Linked DNA regions of Homo sapiens: regions 1 and 2 are each linked to region 3. The links are chromatin contacts, found by Hi-C or POLR2A ChIA-PET in ENCODE. All regions are on one chromosome and are shown on one strand. The core of a region is the stretch at or near the end of the contact, and the rest is flanking DNA. Distances in the headings are between cores, read along the strand shown. Region 1 holds the start of CAMTA2 (calmodulin binding transcription activator 2). Region 2 holds the start of PSMB6 (proteasome 20S subunit beta 6). Region 3 holds the start of BACC1 (BPTF associated chromatin complex component 1).

Region 1 (4,622 bases), core at 1,306-3,805, 2.0 Mb after region 3:
GTTGCCTTCCCAGAGCCTCAGACCCATGCCCCAGCGTTATGGAGATGTCTTCTGGAAGAACCTTAATCAAAGGCCCACGTGAGTAGAGGAGAAAATGGAAACTAACTGGATGTGGTCTTAACTGGATTAAACTACCATAAACCCATATAGCAATAGGCCCTAGTCTGCGGTTAATTTCCCACTGGCTGGTGGACATTGTAGCTCCTAATGACAGAAAGGAGGTCGGGAGAGATTATTAAAGAAGCAATATGGATGGACATGTCCCCTCTGCACTTATAGCCCCCTTTTTGTTCTTCACAGCCCCACTTGGCTGGAGGAGCAGCACATTCCACCCATGCTGGTAAGACAGACCCTCTGCCGTTTAACATTTCTCTGTTAAAATTGCACCCACTGCTGTCCTGTCCCAAGCTCTCCTTATTACCGCTTCCCTCTGTTATTCCCCAACCAGTGCACTGACCAGGCCTTCCTTTCTATGAATCAGTCATCATGTTTTCGAGATCACAGGGGTCTTCCCAAGACCCCAGACTCCCTACCTAGTTCAATCCAAGCTCCCTTGAGAGAGCCAGTTCTTCTTTCTAGCTCTTTTTCCCCATTCTCTGGCACAGAGAGCCACTGGTTGCTCCCAGCTTGGTCTGTATCCTCCTGAGCAGCTCCCACCCCCTGAAATGCTTTGGAGAAGAAAGAAGAGGAGGCCATGTTTGGAAGGAATGCAGCAGCAGGGCCTTGGGGGAGTCCCCGCCCGGGTGAGGGCTGTCACTTACCACCTGGAGGACCTAAGAAGGCGTCAGAGCATCATCAACGAGTAAGGAAGGGAGACATCTGGGTTCTGGGAGTCATGCAGGATTTGGGGGCAGAACAGTTTGAGCTAAGGAAGGGGTTGACAGCTTTGAGGGGAGGTTTGAGGGGAGCTTTGAGGGGAGGTTGCTTGGAAGGAAGCTGTGGGCTTTGGTGTGATTGAAACAGATTTCTGTAATATGGAAAGAAGGAGGGAACTGCAGTAAGGAGGATGAGCCACATGAGCTGGAAGGAGTGGAAACTAGATCACTGAAGACAGGAAAGCAAACCATAGAACTGGAGGACAGTGGGGAGGTTGGGGTCACCTCTGGGTTCCTAGACAATATGCTTCAGTCTGAGGGGAGCAGAAAATTGGGAGTGGAGGGTTAAAGGTCAAATGACAACTCCCTGGAGTCCCAGCAGGAAGTATTTCAGAACAGAAAGGTGAAGAATGGAGAGACAGGAAGCCTGGCCTCCAGGCACTTCTCTCCTCAGCCTAAAGTCTCCACAGACTGAAGAAGGCCCAGTGGGGCAGCTCTGGGGCTGCATCTGAGCCAGTGGTGCTTGGCGAAGAGGGCTGTGGATTCCCCAGCACCAATGAATACCCTGATCTGGAAGAGGAGAGAGCAACCTATCCACAGGAAGAGGACCGTTTTCTCACTCCTGGCAGGGCCCAGGTATTGTTGGAGTGGAACTGGGTGGAGTGAGGGAGTGATGTGGGTCTCTGGTCTTGCATGGAGATGCAGAAGCTGAGAGCCAGGCTGGAGAGCTGGATTTGAGAGAAACAAAAATAACGTAGGTGAGAACCAGAGACTTCGAGGTACCTAAGCTTGGGTACTAGGAAATCTGGAAAGAAGACCTACTTTTCCATTTTCTTTTTCAATTTCTCTCATCTTGACAGCTGCTTTGGTCTCCCTGGAGCCCCCTGGATCAGGAGGAGGCTTGTGCCTCCAGGCAGCTGCACTCTCTGGCCTCGTTCAGCACTGTCACAGCCAGAAGGAACCCCCTTCACAATCCCTGGGGGATGGAGTTGGCAGCGTCTGAAGAGTAAGGAGAAACCACCGATGCCGAGAGGCTAGTGGTGCCCCAGGGACCCAAGACTAGTTCCGTCACTAGAGTCACCCTCATTGCTGACATGAAGGCGTTTCCCCTTCCTTCGTCTCTCCAACTGCCTTTCCCATCCTCTGAACTAGGCATTAACAGCCCCCGTGGGCTCCCATCTCAACCCACCGCTCTCACAGGAGCACCCCAAGTCCTGTTTTCCTCCAGGCCCCGCTCCTGGCCTTGTATTCTCTCTGCTCTGTTATTAAAAAGCAAGCAAGTGGAGCCCGAGTTGTCTTTCTTCTTGGGATGCAGCGATGGAGAGGCCAATGGGGAAGGAGGGCTCCTTTCGCTTTCTCGAGGACCCAGCTACAATGAAGTCGGGCTGGGTCCCCAGACAAGGAGTCTTGTCCGAGGCGAGAAGGGTCCTGCTCCCAGTCCAGCGTTCCTCGCCCGGCCCCTCGGGTTCCAGCACTGGTGGGCTGCCCCCGCCCCGTTCTCTCGAACTGGGAGTCAGTCGGCCGAGCTTCCGCCTCCAGGACCCTGGAATCCTGCCCCTCAGTGCTGCTGCCCTTTTGGGGACTTCCCAGCAGTCTGTCCCTCGGCCTGGCTCAGAGCCCTAGAAGCCGAGTCCCTCTGCCCAGCGCCCCACCCAGAACTCCACGTGTGCTGACCCCAGGTTCCCTTCCTGACCCTCATCCCCTTAATTGGGAGGCCCCGCCCCGTGCGCAGTGACGTTAGACGCCGCTGTCAGCCGGCGCTGGGGGGGGTCGGTGTGGGGTAGAATGGCCGCTGCCGCCGTCACCCGCGGGACCCCGGGAGGTAAGAGCCAGGGCCTCTCGCCCGCCTCTCCGCCCCCGCGCCAGAGGGCGCAGCTCCTCCAGGTCCCGACGCGGAGCGCCGCGCCAGGGACCACCGTCCCTCTTCCCGGTTCGCCCTCACCTCCCGCTTCCGTCCTCCTCCCCCGCGCCAGGGGGCGCCGCTCACCGCAGGGCCCCACGGCGGACCAGCGCGTGCCGGGGACTGTCCCGGAGACCCCCGCACCCGGCACCTGCACTGTCCCTCGCCCACCGCGTGCCCGCGGACTCTGCTCCCGGCTTCTCCAGAACATCCCTCTATGCGGGCGGGACCCTCCCACCTCGGAGGTTCTCCTGGGACCACCACTCCGCCGGGGGGCCGCCCAGAGTGCCAAGCGTCCGATCCGGCGCCGCCCAAGTGCAGCCCAAGGACCCGCTCCCGCTCCGCACCCTGGCAGGCTGCCTAGCCAGGACTGCGCACCTGCGCCCTGGGGCGGAGTCCTTACCCCAACCCCAGCTTCACTGCACATAGCCGAGCCCGACGGGCCTCCTCCCATCTCCATCCTGGACACCTGGCGGAGCCCGTGCTGAGAGCCTCCGCCAGCTCCCATCTGTTCCCCGAGGAGGGCGGGGGGCTCAGGCTGGAGCCAGAGCGGTAGATGGGGTAGGCTAGGCCTGGAGGCCAGGGGAGGCAGAGGCGTTTGGGGAGAGGGAGCTACGTAGAGAGGGCTGTCAGCCGGAGGGTGGGTTGTCCTGAGGGTGGGAATCTGGGTGTCTGGCCCAGATTCTATCAGGTCCTAACCAACCTGGAGGAGAGAATAGGTTAGGTTCAGTTATCAGATCTGCCCTTCCCCTTGGAAAAATCAAACAGAGAAGGAACTCAGGGCGTGTCTTCTAAAGGCCTAGCTTCTACCGGAGGTAGAATCTCCTGCCCTGCCCCCAGGATCCAGGCTCTCTTGCCAAACCATCCTCCAAGGACCGGATGGCCTGAGTCCCAACCCCCAGGACCTGACCCAACCATAGCCCCAGTCTGTGCAAAAGCTCAAGGTTTAGGGCCTCTGAGGCCCAAGCCCTGCCAGTCTTCTCCCCGCTCCCCCACCCCAACCCATTTCTTCCTGCTCACTCTTCCTGTCCAGTCTGCTCACTCATATTGGCTCCGGGCACTGTGTGTTGTTCTCTCTTCTACTGTCACATCACAGTCAGCCCCTCCCTCCCTTTCCTCATCCTTCCCAGATACTATGACCCAGTTCTATACCCACTCCCTACCTCATACTTCTCATCCTGGATTAATGTGGGGGCTTCTGCCATGACCTTGTTCTCTCCCTTCCCAGCACAGACTCCCCCTCCCCCCGGCCCCTCAGGCCGGGGGTGACCTTGCCCCCTGGAGCCCTCACCATGAATACCAAGGACACCACCGAGGTTGCTGGTAAGTTCACAAACCAGGTTCCCAATGTGGCCACAGCCTTTCGTTCTCCCCACGCTTTAGTGGCCCTCTAATTCTTGGATTTTCTGTTCTCCTTAGTGAGGTTTCAGTTTTCCCCAGTGCTCTGTATTGCCTTCAGCCCTTTCCCCTTGGACTATCACAGGGATGCCCCAGGGTAGCACACTAAACCCTCCCTTCTAATTCCCTTTAGAAAACAGCCACCACCTGAAGATCTTTCTCCCCAAGAAGCTGCTGGAGTGTCTTCCTCGCTGCCCGCTGCTGCCTCCAGAGAGGCTACGGTGGAATACAAATGAGGTTTTCTAGGGAGGCTGGGGGTTGGGGCCCAGCAAGACCTAGTAGGCTGGAGGAGGGTGAGTGGGGGGTCTTTCCGTGTCTGTCAACACTCCTAAGTGCAGAGCACCATTCTAAGCTCTTTGGGGATCCTAGGAGAGGTATAAAAACATGGATCTTGGCCGGGCATGGTGGCTCATGCCTGTAATCCCAGCACTTTGGGAGGCTGAGGCGGGTGGATCATCTGAGGTCAGGAGTTCAAGACCAGCCTGGCAAACATGGTGGAACCCCGTCTC
Region 2 (4,955 bases), core at 82-2,581, 2.2 Mb after region 3:
AAAATGCGGTCGTGAATAGGTGTCAGCTTGTCAGTCACTCGATTGGCGATGTAGGACCTGCAGGATGGCAGAATAGTGAGGAAAGGAGCCCACCTGTCTTCCACCTCCATCCCATCACTACCCACTCTCTTAGGGCTCAGGGATAGGATGTCCAGTATTGCCTTTTTTTCCTTTTTCTTTGAGATGGAGTCTCGCTCTGTTGCCCAGGCTGGAGTACAGTGACGCGATCTCTGCTCACTGCAACATCCACCTCCTGGGTCCAAGCGATTCTCTAGCCCTAGCCTCCCAAGTAGCTGGGACTGCAGGCACGCACCGCCACGCACGGCTAATTTTTGTATTTTTTAGTAGAGACGGGGTTTCGCCATGTTGGCCAGGCTGGTCTCGAACTCCTGACCTCAGGTGATCCACCCGCCTCGGCCTCCCAAAGTACTGGGATTACAGGCGTGAGCCACCGTGCCTGGCCTCCAGTATTGCTTATTCTCATCCAAACTGAAGCGGGCTGGAGAACAGACTTTTGTAAGGATTCCACTAACGAGTGAGGGGAACTGAAAGTAACAAAAGTTGGGACAAATCTTTATCTCCAGAGAGAGAAGAAACCTCTCTTCCCACAGTGGTCTGTGGAGGCAGGCAGGGTGGGCTGGCAGGCAGGAAAGGAAAAGGAAGATGGGAAGACCTTTCACAAATCTGTCCTGAGCTCACCCAGTGGTTGTTCTGGAGTCCGCCCCCAGAACCACGCCCCCGTCAAACTGCACGGCCATGATAGTGGTCTGGGAAAAGGGAAAAAGGAGTAAGTCTACATTCTCCAGCAGACACAAACCTCAATGATCTCTCTACCTAGTTCCAAAAATACAAAATCTGTCCGTCGCTGAACCATTTTCAAATCTTATAGGGGCCTCAGCACCCCGCAGAATACCAGAATGCCAACCCTCAAATCTCAAAAGACTCATCCCGTACTTAAGCCCAAGATCCTCACTAGCCTCGCAGGATTTCAGAATTTCAAACTTCAGCCCACCCTCCACCTCCCACTACGAAGCTACCGCACCACTCCACCATCTTCGGGGTACCTCTCCCCATTCCTGGAGCACAACACATTCCACCTCCTCTCCACCCCTGCCAGATCTCTCAACCCCACTCAGGCTTTATCTTCCCATCGCGTCAGGCCTTGTGCACGTCCTATGAACCCCGATTCCTTCCTCACCCCAGTGGAAACTTCTCGGCTTTCCCAGTCTGGAGTGAACGCCTCCGGCCCCCAAGCCGGTGCTGGCCCGGCTCCCCGAGCAGCTAGTAAGGTAGCCGCCATCTTTCTCCTCCGGTACTGCCTCAAAGCAACTGTCGTAAAGCGCTCTGTCACGCTCTTTGGTCGCGCTTTGAGGCCTTCTGGGAGCGAAGCTACTCCGAGGTTGACGGCAGAAGGGAAAAGAAAAGTACAGTACTGCATGGGGACGGTTCTTTTGCGACAGTGAGCACTTGATGGCAGCGTGGCAAGCAACAAACAAAACAAGAAAGTCAGCAAAACCCCCCCCCCAAAAAACCAAAAAAAACCCAAAAACCGTTCGGCACTTTGGGAGGCTGAGGCGGGCGGATCATGAGGTTAGGAGTTCAAGACCAGCCTGGCCAACATGGTGAAACTCCTTCTCTACTAAAAAATACAAAAATTAGCCGGGCGTGGTGGGGCGCGCCTGTAATCCCGGCTACTGGGGAGGCTGAGGCAGGAGAATCGCTTGAGCCTGGGAGGCGGAGGTTACAGTGAGCCGAGATCACGCCACTGCACTCCAGCCTGAGCGACAGAGCAAGACTGTCTCAAAACAAAAGCAAAAACAAAACAAAACAAAAAACAGTCCTAGTGGCTTGCGCCGTACCGATCTTATGGAGTTACAGTCCAAAGGGCCCACAAAATAAACCTGAGAGTCTTTGGGCTAAAGTGACCACACCATGTTTTCATTTCTTTTAGTTATATACTTAGGAGTATATGCTGGCAGAGGAATTTATGGGTTCTATGATAACTGTATGTTTAACATTTTGAGCAACCGACAAACTGTTTTCCACAGAAACTGCACCATTTTACATCCCTACAAGCCATGTGTGAGGGTTCCAATTTCTCCACATCCTCACCAACACTTGTTATTGTGCATTTTTTTAGTTATAGCCATTCCAGTGGGTGTGAAGTGGTACCCTGTGGTTTTCATTGGTATTTTTCTAATGATTAGTGATGCTGAGCATATTTCCATGAGATAATTGGCCATTTGTATGTCTTTTTTGATGCAATGTTTTTTCAAGTTCTTTGCACATTCTAAAATTGGGATATGTCTTTTGTTTAATATATTTTTGGGGTTTAATTTTTTTTTTTTGAGACGAGGGTGGGGTGTGTGTGTGGGGTGGGTTTGTCTTGCGGTGTTTCCCAGGCTGGAGTGCAGATGGGATCATGGTGCACTATATCAGCCTCGAACTCCTGGGCTCCAGTGATCCTCCCGCCTCAGCTTCTCAAGTAGCTGGGACTACAGGTGTGTGCCACTGAACCCAGCTCTATTTGTCTTTTTTTTTTTTTTTTTTTTTTTTTGAGACGGAGTCTCGCTCTGTCGCCCAGGCGGGACTGCGGACTGCAGTGGCGCAATCTCGGCTCACTGCAAGCTCCGCTTCCCGGGTTCACGCCATTCTCCTGCCTCAGCCTCCCGAGTAGCTGGGACTACAGGCGCCCGCCACCGCGCCCGGCTAATTTTTTTTGTATTTTTAGTAGAGACGGGGTTTCACCTTGTTAGCCAGGATGGTCTCGATCTCCTGACCTCATGATCCACCCGCCTCGGCCTCCCAAAGTGCTGGGATTACAGGCGTGAGCCACCGCGCCCGGCCTCTATTTGTCTTTTTATACTGGTGTGATCTCGGCTCACTGCAGCTTCCGCCTCCCGGGTTCCAGCAATTCTCTTGCCCCAGCCTCCCAAGTAGCTGGGATTACAGGCATGCGCCACCATGCCCGGCTAATTTTTGTATTTTTATTAAAGAGATGGGGTTTCGCCATGTTGGCCAGGCCGGTCTCGAACTCCTAACCTCAGGTGATCCTCCCGCCTCGGCCTCCGAAAGTGCTAGGATTACAGGCATGAGCCACTGTGCCTGGCTCTATTTGTCTTTTTATTGTTGAGTTGTAAGGGTCCTTTTTAATATTCTAGGTACTAGAAACATCAGATACATGATTTGAAAATATTTTCTCCCATTGGATTGTCTTTTCATGTCCTTCATTGGTGTTCTTTGAAGCATGAAAGTTTATAGTGCCAGCTCTTACATTTTTAGGTCTGTGGTCCATTTTGAGTTAATTTTTGTATGTGATGTGAAGTAGAAGTCCAAATCCATGCTTTTGCATATGGATAGTCAGTTAGTTGTTCCAGCACCATTTGTTGAAAAGACCTGCCGGGTGCAGTGGCTCACGCCTGTAATCCCAGCACTTTGGGAGGCTGAGGCAGGCGGATCACGAGGTCAGGAGACTGAGACCATCCTGGCTAACACGGTGAAACCCCTCTACTAAAAATACAAAAAAAAAATTAGCCGGGTGTAGTGGTGGGCGCCTATAGTCCCAGCTACTCGGGAGGCTGAGGCAGGAGAATGGTCTGAGACCAGGAGGCGGAGCTTGCAGTGAGCCGAGATCGGGCCGCTGCACTCCCAAGCCTGGGCAACAGAGCAAGACTCCGTCTCAAAAAAAAAAAAAAAAAAAAAAAGACTGTCTCCCCATTGAATGATCTTGGCACCCTTGTTAAAAATCATTGACCATACATGTATGGACTTACTTCTGGATTCTCAGTTTTGTTTCATTGATCTATATGTCTATCCTATGCCAGTATCATATTGTCTCTATTACTGTAGCTTTGTAGTACTTCTTTTCTTTTCTTTTCTTTTCTCCTTTTCTTTTCTTTCCTTCCTTCCTTCCTTCGTTCTTTCTTTTCTTTTCTTTCTTGACAGATCTTGCTCTGTCACCCAGGCTGGAGAACAGTGGCGTGATCTTGGCTCACTGCAACTTCCACCTCCCAGGTTCAAGCAGTTCTTTTGCCTCAGCCTCTGAAGTAGCTGCGACTACAGGCGCCTGCCACCACGCCAGGCTAATTTTTGTAATTTTAGTAGAGACGGGGTTTCACCATATTGGCCAGGCTGGTCTCAAACTCCTGACCTCGTGATCTGTCCGCCTCGGCCTCCCAAAGTGCTGGGATTACAGGCGTGAGCCACTGCGCCCGGCCCTTTAATTTCTTTTAACAGTGTTTATAATAGTTTTCAATATATAGGTCTTGCACTTCTTTGGTTAAATTTGTTCCCAAGTATTTTATTCTTTTTGATGCTGTTATAAGTGACATTGTCTTCTTAATTTCATTTTTGGATTGTTCATTGCTAGTACATAGAAATACAACTGATTTTGGTTTTGATCTTGTATTCTGCAACTTCATTGAACCATTTATTAGTTCTTTTTGTTTGTTTGTTTGTTTTGTTTTTGAGACAGTCTTACTCTGTTGCCCAGGCTGGAGTACAGTGGCGCAATCTCGGCTCACTGCAGTCTCCACCTCCCGGGCTCAAGCAGTTCTCCTGTGAGTGCCACCATGCCCAGCTAATTTTTGTATTTTTAGTAGAGATGGAGTTTCACCATGTTGGTCAGGCTGGTCTTGAACTCCTGACCTCGTGATCTGCCTGCCTCAGCCTCCCAGTGTTCGGATTACAGGCGTGAGCCACCGTGCCTGGCCATTTATTAGTTCTAAAAGTTTGTGTCTATATTCTTTAGGGTTTTTCTATATAAACCATCATATCATCTGCAAATAGAGATAATTTTATCTCTTCCTTTCCAATCTGGATGCTTTTTATTTCATTATCTTGCCCAGTTGCTCTGGCTAGTTACTTCAGCACAATGTTGAATAGATTGGCAAAAGCAGACATCTTTGTCTTGTTTCTCATTTTAGGGGAAAAGCTTAGGAGAAAGCTTAGGGAAA
Region 3 (4,535 bases), core at 479-2,978:
GCCTTTATCTGGGCCCTGAAGAAAAGAGAGAAGAGGTTAGGAAAGGAGTCATCAGAGAGACTAACAGAAGAGGGGACGGGAGGGGAAGGGGTTCTGGGAGTCCCTTCATAAGAATCCAGGTCGGGGCCCCAACCCATTGGTAGGGTTCTCACTTTCTCGAAGTTTTACACTCACTCAGGATGGATGGAGTGTGGAGAGTGGAGTCCCTGAACTGAGTAGTGGGAAAGGCCCATCTCCTAATTCTCTTCTGGGAGAGACATCAGGTAGAGCTTGGTGATTTACAGGTGGATTGAGATTTACTGATCAACTAGTTCAGGGTCACCATATCCCTGGAAACACTGCAGTGGGGTCCTCAAACATTTATATAAATAACCAGGGGACTTCCATCATCAAATACAATAACAGCATCTCAGGCAACCTAAATTCACATTCTTGGAAGGATTACCACAGCATTTTAGGAACTTCTGACCAACTGTGACAATTCTATTCTTTCAGTCCTCAAGGGGATTCTAAAAAACTAGTGACAAAGTAGGGAAGCAGCTGAGCTGGAAAGGAGTTCTGAGGACGATGGAACCTTGGGTAAGGAGGAAGAAGGCTGCCCACCCGCCCTTTTCTGGCAGCCACCCTCCCTCACACTGTCCGTTCCTTGATGACACAGCTGATGTGATTAAGATCGTCCCCAAATCGCTTCACAGCAGCCCTCAGCATCTCTATTTCCGTCTCCGTCCACTTCGCACTGTCAGAAGGGGAGAGGGGGGATAGCAAAAATGGGAGGGGGGGTGTGGAGCCCGCCCACAGGCTATGCATCCCACAGCCAACCAGCCGCCTCCTTCCGATTTCTGGGACCCCTTCCACGGATGCATAAAGAGGTCCTCCGTAAGGGGAGGCGGAAAGCTCTTGAGGCCCTGCGGGAACCGGGAGGACCCCAATCACAAGAAATCACAACCACCTCCACCTTAGACACCCCTTTCCACCATCAACGTTAAACGGCTGCTGTACACAGCACACTGAAACCAACTCGCCAGGAAGGGCTTTTCAAAACAGACCCACCAACACAGCCTGCAGCCGTCTGGGGGAATTCCATGAACTGGGGTGGTTGGGAGTGGCGGTGGTTTGTGGTCGACCCGTTCGCAGCAGGGAGAACTGTGAAACAGGAGTCTGGGCTATGGGCCTGTCTGTATTTTTATCTGTCATTCATTCCCTCACCCAACGATCATTTATTAACACCGACTCTGTGCTGTGCCACGCACAAAGGGAAACTAATGTCTGTCCCTGTGCTAGAGAGGGTCCGTGTCTGTGACCGAGTCCAAGCGCCCGCTCTCAGCGTCCACGTCCCAGTCCGGGCTCACGTACCCCGCAGGAGAAGAGTCGGCCACGGGATGCAGCTGCATCGTCAGCTCCCCGAGCTTCGTGAAGGCGGCGCCGGCCGCCGAGAAGATCTCTCCGACCTGGGGGCGGGGCAGCGTCACGGGGGGCCGGCGCCCGCCCTCCCCGTCCCGCCCGGAGCCCCTAGCCCCACCCCAGGCTCGGCTCCCGCCCGCCCCCCGCCCGGGGCGGAAGAGCCGCGAGCCAAGTGGGGGGCCCGCCCTCCCGTGGCCGCCAGGGAGCGCTGTCCGCGAGGGAGGTCGAACCTTTGTGGACGCTGACGTCATGGCCCCGCGCGCCTCCTCACGGAGACGCCGCCGCCGCCGCTACACGCGAGCCGGGACCACGGAGAGCAGGGAGACTGAGCGGCTCGGGCCCCCGCGCAGGAAGTCCCGCCCTCCCCGCAGCGGATAGGCTCAACCCGGCGGCTCCCCGCCCCATCAGACGCAGTCGCTTAGACCGCTCGGCGCGCCCAGTCGATGGGGAAAGCCTTCGCCTCACTTCCGCGCCACACTTCGCTCCACTTCCGCTCAGACATCGGGACTTTCCAGGCAGAGGCCGACCTCTAGTCTCAGCCCCGTGCTCGCCCCCACTCAAGCACAGACACAGGGCTGAAGAGAGCAGATTCTCTTTATTGAGATACGGGACACAGCGAAGGGTGGAGAAACGGAACAGCCCCCCAGCCTCAGCCCTCTCCACGGGGGCCGGATGCCAGAGATGGGAGAAGGGATTCAGTCTCTCGCCCGGGAAACCCAGTCCCGCAGAGGGCGCCGGCAAGGGTGGGACGCGACCTGGGTGACACGGTGCAGGGAGTCTTTAAATAGAGGAGGGGCTGGAGCGGGGAAACGCGCCGGGGCCCTAGCGCACCATGTATTCCTTGCGCTTATTGAGCCGAACTTGGCAGAAAGAGAAGCCTCCGAGGAGGAGGTAAAGGCCTGCAGCGATGAAACAGTTGTAGCTGACTTGCTCGTAAAGGTTGTATATGTTCTGGGGGCCATTCCTGGGGGTGGGAATGAAGCAAAGGGGTCAAACTTTAATAGGAGCCAACATTTTCTGAGCACTATGTGCCCGACACCTGTTTAGGCGCTGTTACGTGTATTACTTTATTCAATCTTCTTGACCATCCTATGGGGTGAGATCTGTCATAGCCATTTTGCAGAGGTGGACTGAGAAGCACAGAAAAGTAAAATACCTAAAGAGGTCACACCTAAGGTGGTGGGTTTGGGATGGCCGCTGAGGTCTGACTCCCTGGCTCCTAACCACATTCTCAAGAAAGCCGCTCTCCTCTCCAAGTCCTCTAACCTAGGGGCCCTAAGCACCGGGCCTCCCAGACGTAATTCTGACCCTAGGCCTCGCCACCTCCCACCTGCTCCCAGCCCGCCTCCCCCACCCGAATACTTACTCAAAATCTTTCTCCGTGAAGGGAACGTCCTCAATCAACACAGCGGAATGGACATTGAAAAATATTCCGAGCATTATCTGGAAAAGGGGAATGGGTAGACTGTTGAATTCAGGCACCTGACCTCATGTTCACTTCGTAAACCCCTCCCATTTCCAATGTTGCTACAACACCCGAGCCTGAGATTAACCAAAACGAGGTGGTGGTTACTGGATTCGGACTCAGCCACCTGGAACAGGGCGTGAGGTGGTGACATTGAGACAAGTGGTCGAGGCAAGGGTGGGAATAGTGACCAAGCCATCTCTCCCAGGAACCCAGATTATCGTCCTCTCTGGAGGCGTCATCATCACGGGACAGTGCGGAAGAGGGGAGGGAGAACCGGCACTTCTTCATATCATTTCTTCTTGAAGTGGCGGTGGGTGGATTACTGGGAAAACAAGGCCCAGCTACACATTTCTGGAACAAGCACTCTCTTTTCCTCCCATGTCCTCCATTCAACTCAAGCACCTCTCAGGCACCCCGCTCTTGTTTCTCCTACCTTGAGGGGTCTCCACCTTTACCAGCCCTGGCTCCTCCCACTCCAGGGCCCTCCGCTCCAGTTCCCTTTTTTCTTTTTCTTTGGGGACGGAGTCTCGCTCTGTCACCCAGGCTGGAGTGCAGTGGCGCGATCTCGGCTCACTGCACCCTCCGCCTCCCGGATTCAAGCGATTCTCCTGCCTCAGCCTCCTGAGTAGCTGGGATTACAGGCGGGCGCCACCACGCCCGGCTAATTTTTGTATTTTTATTGGAGACGGGGTTTCACCATGTTGGTCAGGCTGGTCTCGAACAGTTCCCATTTTTCAATTTCAGTCTGTCTCCTTCTCCGGGGCCTGTAGATCCCCGGCCCCTCCGGCCTGCCTGCGGCCCAGAGTTTCCTCGCCTCCCAGCCCTCCCAGCCCGGAGCCCCTCAGGCCCTCTCCGATCCTTGCCGGGGAGTCCCCTCACCAACATGATCACTCCCCAGGCGCTGAGGACGATGCCGCAGGCGGCCAGCTTCGGCCCACAGCACAGGAGCGACGCCATAAAGAAGGGAGTCGGGGATCGCCGAGGTGCAAGCGGGCTCGGAAAGCGGTGGGAGAAAGCCCAGGATGCCCTCGCAGGGGGGCAGAGGGGGCGTGGCCCCGGCCTCAACCATCCCATCCGGGGGCGGCAGGCGGAAAAGGCTGGGCTCCTCTCAGGACTTTCGCGGGAGACGGCGCCGTCTGAAACCAAAACTGCTCCTGGGGAAACCTTCCTTGACCTCTGTAGCTAGGGCGTGAGTATTGGAAGAGCGAGGGCCTCCGGTTTGTTGGTCCCCCTCCCCCCGCACACGGGAATGGAAGGAGCTGGTATGTCACGTGACCAAGCCTGTCACGTCACGTGACGAGGAACTAGCCTTAGCGAGGCCATGGGGGAAAAAGTCTAACTGGCGGAACTCCTGGGAACTGGGGCGATGGGCTCTTAGTATCGGAGGATTGGAGCCATCTGATTTTTACCTGAAATTCCTTAGTCTCTCCTGTGTTGGGGAAATGGTAAGTAAGACAGATTTTCACCAACAGAGAGCGTTTCTATCTCTTCTCTACTCCTCCCTTTTAAAATTGAGATTCTGACAGTGTAAAGGAGTTAGGACCCCCTTTTGGGGATCGGGCATGGTTTTGTGGCTTTAAAATGCTTTAAAATTGCTGAAGTTTCTTGGTATTGGAACTGTTTCTCCTAAGTAACATTTTATCATCGCACGTGAAATACTGTAACT

The links. Hi-C counts contacts between places; a loop is a spot of excess contacts on that map. ChIA-PET counts read pairs that join two places held with the same protein, here RNA polymerase II (POLR2A). Pooled maps may share reads with other maps.
Region 1: a map with no recorded cell type shows a loop between it and region 3 (6-fold over the local background). The contact joins the promoter of CAMTA2 here to the promoter of BACC1 in region 3. A Hi-C loop is called at or near these places in 1 of 168 maps with a recorded cell type or tissue (ovary), 1 of 37 single-sample maps with no recorded cell type and 5 of 50 pooled maps.
Region 2: a loop to region 3 is called in a map of tibial artery, with 8 times the contacts of the local background. The contact joins the promoter of PSMB6 here to the promoter of BACC1 in region 3. A Hi-C loop is called at or near these places in 2 of 168 maps with a recorded cell type or tissue (ascending aorta and tibial artery) and 10 of 50 pooled maps. POLR2A ChIA-PET finds 5 or more read pairs at or near these places in 1 of 52 experiments (GM12878).

The regions. Positions count from the first base shown.
Region 1 is chr17:4,985,608-4,990,229 of GRCh38, reverse strand. CAMTA2 (calmodulin binding transcription activator 2) reads left to right here and starts at 2,555. Exons shown (of 23, transcript NM_015099.4): 1 at 2,555-2,637; 2 at 3,944-4,038; 3 at 4,247-4,350. The coding sequence starts at 4,008. INCA1 (inhibitor of CDK, cyclin A1 interacting protein 1) reads left to right here. Exons shown (of 7, transcript NM_001394789.1): 3 at 1-78; 4 at 301-340; 5 at 606-802; 6 at 1,286-1,451; 7 at 1,676-2,100. The coding sequence ends at 1,825. It overlaps CAMTA2-AS1 (CAMTA2 antisense RNA 1), which reads right to left and starts at 2,486. Exons shown (of 3, transcript NR_187235.1): 1 at 2,005-2,486; 2 at 1,638-1,814; 3 at 285-1,543. RefSeq lists a silencer at 2,536-3,075.
Region 2 is chr17:4,792,540-4,797,494 of GRCh38, reverse strand. PSMB6 (proteasome 20S subunit beta 6) reads right to left here and starts at 1,331. Exons shown (of 6, transcript NM_002798.3): 1 at 1,199-1,331; 2 at 700-767; 3 at 1-57. The coding sequence starts at 1,300. RefSeq lists enhancers at 1,018-1,547, 974-1,572.
Region 3 is chr17:7,011,975-7,016,509 of GRCh38, reverse strand. It overlaps BACC1 (BPTF associated chromatin complex component 1), which reads right to left and starts at 1,728. Exons shown (of 6, transcript NM_174893.4): 1 at 1,632-1,728; 2 at 1,354-1,448; 3 at 635-736; 4 at 1-15. The coding sequence starts at 1,652. It overlaps RNASEK (ribonuclease K), which reads right to left and starts at 3,886. Exons shown (of 3, transcript NM_001004333.5): 1 at 3,749-3,886; 2 at 2,768-2,844; 3 at 1,978-2,365. The coding sequence starts at 3,826. The coding sequence ends at 2,224. It overlaps RNASEK-C17orf49 (RNASEK-C17orf49 readthrough), which reads right to left and starts at 4,093. Exons shown (of 8, transcript NR_037717.1): 1 at 3,753-4,093; 2 at 2,768-2,844; 3 at 1,632-2,365; 4 at 1,354-1,448; 5 at 635-736; 6 at 1-15. MIR497HG (mir-497-195 cluster host gene) reads left to right here. Exons shown (of 3, transcript NR_038310.1): 3 at 496-692. It also overlaps ALOX12-AS1. RefSeq lists enhancers at 1-502, 915-1,415, 1,886-2,015, 1,766-2,266, 3,446-3,625 and 2 more and a silencer at 1,346-1,795.